2 separate regions of the Mus musculus genome follow, and region 1 is linked to region 2. The links are chromatin contacts, found by Hi-C in ENCODE. All regions are on one chromosome and are shown on one strand. The core of a region is the stretch at or near the end of the contact, and the rest is flanking DNA. Distances in the headings are between cores, read along the strand shown.

Region 1 (3,243 bases), core at 71-2,570, 290 kb after region 2:
AGAAAGTCTGTTTATATGGCAGGTCCAGATATGTATTGGGAGTGTCACCATCCCTCTGTGGGCCACGGAGGTGTGTTCTGGTGTTTATGTGTGGGTGACTCATAAAACCAAGCACCTGATCTGCTTTTGCCTCCAGGTGTCAGAGCTGAAGACAGAACTCAAACTGAGGGGTCTGCCAGTGTCAGGAACTAAACCAGACCTCATTGAACGCCTGAAACCCTACCAGGAAGTGACCAGTAGTAACCTTGCCACTGGCAGTATTGTGGCAGTGTCATCAGCAACCATTGTCACCAGTAACCCAGAGGTCACAGTGGCACTGCCAGTCACAACACTGCATAATGCTGTAACAAGCTCTGTGTCCACTTTCAAGGCAGACTTGGCACTTCCTGCAACCAGCAGTGTGCCCCATGTTGAAAATGCCCACTCTCCTCTGCCCATCTCCCCATCACCCTCTGAGCAGTCCAGTCTCAGTACCGATGACACAAACATGACAGACACCTTCACAGAGATCATGACTATGATGTCACCTTCCCAGTTGTTGTGTTCATCTCCCCTGAGGGTGGTGAGCCATGATGACAGCCTGAGCCCTTCCAGTAGCACCCTGTCTACTCTAGAACTGGATGCTGCTGAGAAGGACCGCAAACTTCAGGAGAAGGAGAAACAGATTGAAGAACTGAAGAGGAAACTGGAACAAGAACAGAAGCTTGTGGAGGTCCTCAAGATGCAGCTTGAGGTGGAAAAACGTGGGCAGCAGCGACCACCAGACCCTCAGCCCAGTGATCCCCCACATCCCTTTAATACATCAGATCCTAAACATGGCAGTGTTGGGTCCTCCATCAAGGATGAGGCCTCACTCCCTGACTGCTCCAGCCCCCAGCAGCCCATCACAGTGCCTGGCCACTCTGTAGGCCAGCCCATCTCCACGGGTAGCCAGACCCTTGTTGCCAAAAAGACTGTGGTCGTCAAGCAAGAGGTCCCCATGGCCCAAGCAGAGCAGCAGAACGTTGTCTCGCAGTTCTACCTTAGTTCCCAGGGACAGCCACCTGCCCTTGTTGCTCAGCCTCAGGCCTTACTGACCACACAGACAACTCAGCTGCTGCTGCCAGTGTCCATCCAGGGCTCAAATGTTACTTCAGTGCAACTCCCAGTAGGCAGCCTTCAACTCCAGGTATGAAGTGTGCTTCACAGTGTTGCCTGATAGCAAATACTGCAGCTAGCTCTGAGCTGTTGTGCAGCTACTGTGGGCTACAGTTTTGGAAGGCCGTGGTGTGGGTGTGGGGGAGGAGGAAGGGTTGGTCTGGCTACCACTGTGTTTACATCATAAAAACCAGCAGGGTGACCTCCTGTTCTCTTGGATGCGGATGCGCACGCAGGGCTGTAGAGAGCACACACTGCTCTCAAAGCAGACTCAGGTTCAGTTCCTAGCAACCGCATCAGGCAGGTCAGCTGTCTAATTCAGTTCCAGGAGATCCTATGCCCTCTGATTTCTTTGGGGACCTGCACACATGTGCACAAAAACTCACAAAGGCACACAGACATAGAGATACATTTTTAAAGATTAATGGCATTATCACAGGCTGTGTGCCTTGAACACTTCACTCTCTGCCCTGGTTCCAAGTAACTTTCCATTTCTAGGAGCCCGGGGACAGATATGACATGTAATCAATCCCATGTCTTCTAGCTGGGGATGGTGGCAGGAGTCATATGCCTGTTCTTGGGAGGTGCCATTTATATAAGAATGCTTCAGCTGAGGAAAACATGAAGTGGGGTTGTTCTGACTGCAGAGACCTGCAGATTGACTCTCTTGCTGTATAGTGCACTTCTGGCAGACCTTACCTAGATGTGGTCATAAGGAAAACAAGCCATTTGAGCCAGTGCTTTAGCTTTAATCTGCCCAGTACCCGTGGCAGGAGTCAGTACCCAAATACCCTCAACAAGTGTACAGCAATCTGACGCCCTGCTTTGTGTGCAGAAGTATGCAGAGTACGCATGAGTTAGAAACCTATTCTAAACGTGTATTAGATTGCCAGTGGATCCAAATCCTTTGTTGCCATTGATACAAGAAGAAAACCTGTTTTCTACTGGGCCTGTATACAGCTGTATGCCCAGCATCTCTGGCTATTCCTAGACTGTGTATACTACAAGCTTAAAAGCAATTCTGTAGGTTGTTGGGTATCATGGGTTACAGACCTATAATGTGTAGAGCTGTCTTGTTTCTGTTATCTGCTTTCAAAACTTTTCAAGTGAAATCTTAGCCACCTTAAGGAACAGTGAGGTTAAAAAGACAGCTGTCTGACATTTGTCACTGGTTTAGGATTGTCCTCGAACTCACTCAGGGAAAGTTGATAGAAGTCCCAGTATGTTGTTTGGGTGGGTGACTGTACATAATGAAGCACTGTGTTTCTCAGGAAGCTAGACAATTTTGAACCCTAGTCCCCATCTCCAGGGAAGTAGAGAGGGGTGACAGAGAAAGGGAAAAATTGCTAAAGATCAGATGCATACAGATGGACCAAAGTGTGTGACTATAACCATTGTGTCAGCTTAGCTGTGTATCCCAAAGCAAACAGTTACACTGTGTTATAAACTCAATTCCAGATGTGCTTCTTGACACTAAGATTGATTTTTGTTTTCTTCCTAGACCCCAGCACAAGGAAGAGTCCAGGCTCAGCCTCATGTAGCTGCTGCCACACAGGTTCCAGCTGCAGCCCTGCCCTCAGCCTTGACCTCAGCACTGCCTCAGAAGCAGGAAGCCTTCCCACAGCACGTGTTGGGCCAGCCTCAGCCAGTCAGAAAGGTGGGATGCTTACAAAGAGAGACTAGTGCTATTCTTTTCTGTCACCTCTCCCCTGTCAGTGAGCATCATCCCAAAATCGTGTTCTTTGGGAAGGCTGTAATCCTCAGCCAGAGAACAAACCTTGGATCCAAAGCTATTAGAACACAGATACTTTGTCTAGGACTGGGGAGTTCTTTAGTGTGAAAGATGCTTAAATAGTCCAAGCCTTTTCCAAGTAAGTCCCCAGAGCTTGTTTTATAATTCTGGTAGGGTAGATTTATTGAATTTTAAGGTATATTTCTTTTCTAATTAAGTGTGCTGTTCCATGGGGAAAGGTAGTTGAAGATAAAAAAAGATATTTCTGGGATTTCTCTCTCAAGTTAGAACTTTATATGTTTTCATCTATAAGAATCTGTGCCACATCATGGAGAAAGAGCTGGGAGGTCAGGTGTCACACACCATCACTGGGA
Region 2 (3,219 bases), core at 578-3,077:
TGCTGCAACAAAGCACCATAAACACAGAGGTTTAAAATAACAAAAATGCAACGTCCCCCAACAGTGGGTTGTTGGGGGTGGCTGGGATACGTCTTGGCTTCCCAAGGGAGAACGCAGGAGTTCCTCAGCTCCTCAACGCTCTGTTCCTGGCACTTTCTACCTCATTCTGACCTTAGTTTCTCCTTCACAGTCCCCTTTGAAGCTAAGTCCCCTGCCTCTCCTTTGCCCCTAAGCACATCTTTATGATTATATTGGGCATACCTGGATAAGTCAATATCATTTCTCCATCTCAAGAGTTTAGCTCAATGACATCTGTGAAGTCTCCTTTGCCATGAAAAATAATAGGTTCTGGGAATTCAATCTTTGGGTTGCATTATTCTGCCTGCCACAACCTGGGAGGAATCACCCACACACCCACACACCCACCTCTGAATGTGTGCTGAGTAACTACTTACTGTACCCTGAACCAACGCTAAGAAACATACCATCCAGCTCTGTGGCCTTGCCTGATTATATAACCGGCTTGTTGAACTGCAGGCATTATCTCCTGGCTCCCAGACATGCTGCGCGGAAAGCGTCTGCAGGCATCTCTGTCCACTTCAGGAAGATGCAGAAATTATTAGATGCTCTTTTAACTGTGACTAGACAGAAGGAAAACGCTGGAAGAAGCAGAGGAGAGAGAGAAAACAAATCCACTTGCAGCGGCTGATGTGAAGGGAGATTGGTAAACGGGAAGGCAATGTAATGAAGGTCGAGCAAACTCAAATAAATGTGTCCTTTTTCTCCCACTAATCGTCCATTCGAGAAACGTACCTTGAGGGTTTGAGTGAACTTCTGTATGAACTAAGCTAGTGAAATGCTATGTTGCGTGCTGGTGGGAGGAGTGGGAGCCAACTAAACGTTCTCCAGTAACTAGACAAGTATATGCCTCCACATTACAGAAAACCCAGCCACATAAAGGACAGAGATTTAGGGAAAATTTGTGACGGAACTCAGGATCTACCACTAAGTTACATCCTAACACCCTTTATATTTGTGCTGGAGGTCTCCATCTCTAGCTCAGGCTGGCCTTGAATTTACTTCAACAAGTGAGATAGCCTGTCCCACCTGGAGAAACCAAAAATCTGGTTTCGAATCTTGGTTGTTTATTATTTCATATAATTAAGCAGGCAAGCAGCCGCACAAACTGAGCAGCGGCAGAGGGTAGGGGGCACGCAAAAGTATGTTGTTAACCATGGTTATTCCTGAGTAATGGAACAATCCTATTTTGCCTTCATTTGTATTTCGTATGGGCTGAAAATAAAGGGGAATGGAGAATTCTGAGAGAGAATGCCTCCTAGATTGCTTACCTGGAGGTTTTTTTAGGTAGTTACAAACACGACCCAAGATGTCCCTCTAGTGGAAGGAACGCGGCTGCAACTGGCACCTGATGGAGGCTTTGTAAAATAACTTACTGAGTTCAAGACCTTTGCAAACAAGAGACTGAAACTCATAAGGTATTGTGCTTATTAAAAATTTTCAAGGCGGGGAGGGGGAGGAATACTTGCAAAAGTAGAGACAAAACCCTCACACTAGGAAAACGATGTCGATTCTGGATGCACTTGGAATACTGACAGCAACATTCTGAACTGTCGGTATTGGAGGATTACGCGGATTAGACTTCTCTGTTTGCATTTTGTTAGTTTATGCCTAGGTCTAGAGAGCCAAAGGATGGGGAACCTAAACACACGCGCGCGCACGCGCGCTAACGCTTTCTGCGCCTCTCGGCTGAGTTCGGGTAGACCTGCCCTGGGCTCGGGCACATTCCGGCCACACTTGTCCCCGCCTCGATTCCTTTTCGGCTACAATCGGTTGGCTCTCTTGAACTCGGCTCCCTTCGGCTACATCCGGCCTCTCTCAGTCGGCCATTGCAGTTACATCTGTTCTGCGCTCCTTCGGCCCTGGCGTCTCTCCCTGCGTTCGGCCAGCGTTCGGCTGGACTCGGCTCTTTCCGTCAGCGTGCGGCCGCGGTCCCGGAAGGGCGCCCATGGAGCCAGGCCTGTCGGGCGAACGGCGGAGTATGGCGCCGCTGTTGGAGTACGAGAGGCAGCAGGTGCTGGAACTGCTCGACAGCGACGGGCTGGTGGTGTGTGCCCGCGGACTCGGCACCGACCGGCTCCTCTACCATTTCCTGCGGCTTCACTGCCACCCGGCCTGCCTGGTGCTGGTGCTCAACACGCAGCCGGCCGAGGAGGTGCGACTGCGGGATGGGTAGACCCAAGGGTTTGGGGGACATCCGATGCGAGATCGGCGCGGTAGGAACGCGGAGCTGTACGGTTGCAGGGACTCCGAGCCCATGCAGATCTTAAACAGGGCACGAAAGGGAATGAATTAAGATCCCAGGGGGGAGATGCGGGGCACCTACACAGTTCCAAGTCGCTGCGAAGGAGGGAAGGGAACCCCAGGGAAATTGAAGTGGCTGCCACGACAAGGGAGGGCATTGAGTGAGGGTCCTGGAAGGAGATCCTGGACTCTGACACTGCGGGATGACTGCCAAGTATAGAATGCATCCCAAGAAAGTCTTGGGTTCCTCTATTGACATGGGAGAGCATTGAATACAGGGCCCAGACACAGTTTGAGGACACTGAGAATACGGGTCCCACACACTCCTTAACACTGAAAAGGAGAGGGGCGAGTAGGCTACACATTGAGGTAGAGTAGTGGATTGAATTGCACTGCAAAGGAGAGACGGTATCAGAATCTGGGTAGGAATAGTGTTTGAGTTTGAAGTTGGATATAAGGGTGTTTGGAGGACAGAGTGTGGTCCCTAAAAGGACAATGACGAGGATGATAGGGTCTCTGAGAGTTATTACTTTCTAGTAGAAAAGGAGACCTTGAGACTTAACAAAAGAAGAGGGATTAGGGAAATGGGGGTGGGGGTGCAGAAGTTAAAGCTAAGGGAGCGATCAATCTGGGTTACAGAGAACAGGTGATCCTGAGGACAGTGGAATGAGACATGCCTTGCTGCGGATGTTGAGAGATGTGGACATAGCCTAGCATGATGAATCTGATGATCCCCTAGGTGTAGTGGCCAGGAAGAAAATGTCAGCTGAGAAGAGTCACTAACAACTCCTTTAAAGGCTGAGGCCCTGTTGGATTCCCCAGGAATCTACAGTGCTTGGCATGGTACTTTGTGCAATGTAAGATGCCCAGAAAAGTGGCATTAGACTGAGAGACTAA

The links. Hi-C counts contacts between places; a loop is a spot of excess contacts on that map.
Region 1: a map of adrenal gland shows a loop between it and region 2 (2.8-fold over the local background). The contact joins the enhancer-like site here to the promoter of Ercc4 in region 2. A Hi-C loop is called at or near these places in 14 of 37 maps with a recorded cell type or tissue (CH12.LX, T-helper 1 cell, T-helper 17 cell and 5 more).

What each region holds. Positions count from the first base shown.
Region 1 is chr16:13,400,517-13,403,759 of GRCm38, forward strand. It overlaps Mrtfb (myocardin related transcription factor B), which reads left to right. Exons shown (of 17, transcript NM_001122667.2): 12 at 137-1,168; 13 at 2,639-2,794. All of the region lies in intron 3 of Gm15738 (a long non-coding RNA gene), which reads right to left. Among named protein-coding and RNA genes, the nearest start is that of Gm15738, 20 kb to the right of the region's middle. Within about 2 kb of position 1,321, at least 1 of the 3 ENCODE cell types and tissues checked has a DNase peak (open chromatin) inside an H3K27ac peak, as active enhancers do.
Region 2 is chr16:13,107,909-13,111,127 of GRCm38, forward strand. It overlaps Ercc4 (excision repair cross-complementing rodent repair deficiency, complementation group 4), which reads left to right and starts at 1,828. Exons shown (of 11, transcript NM_015769.2): 1 at 1,828-2,233. The coding sequence starts at 2,027.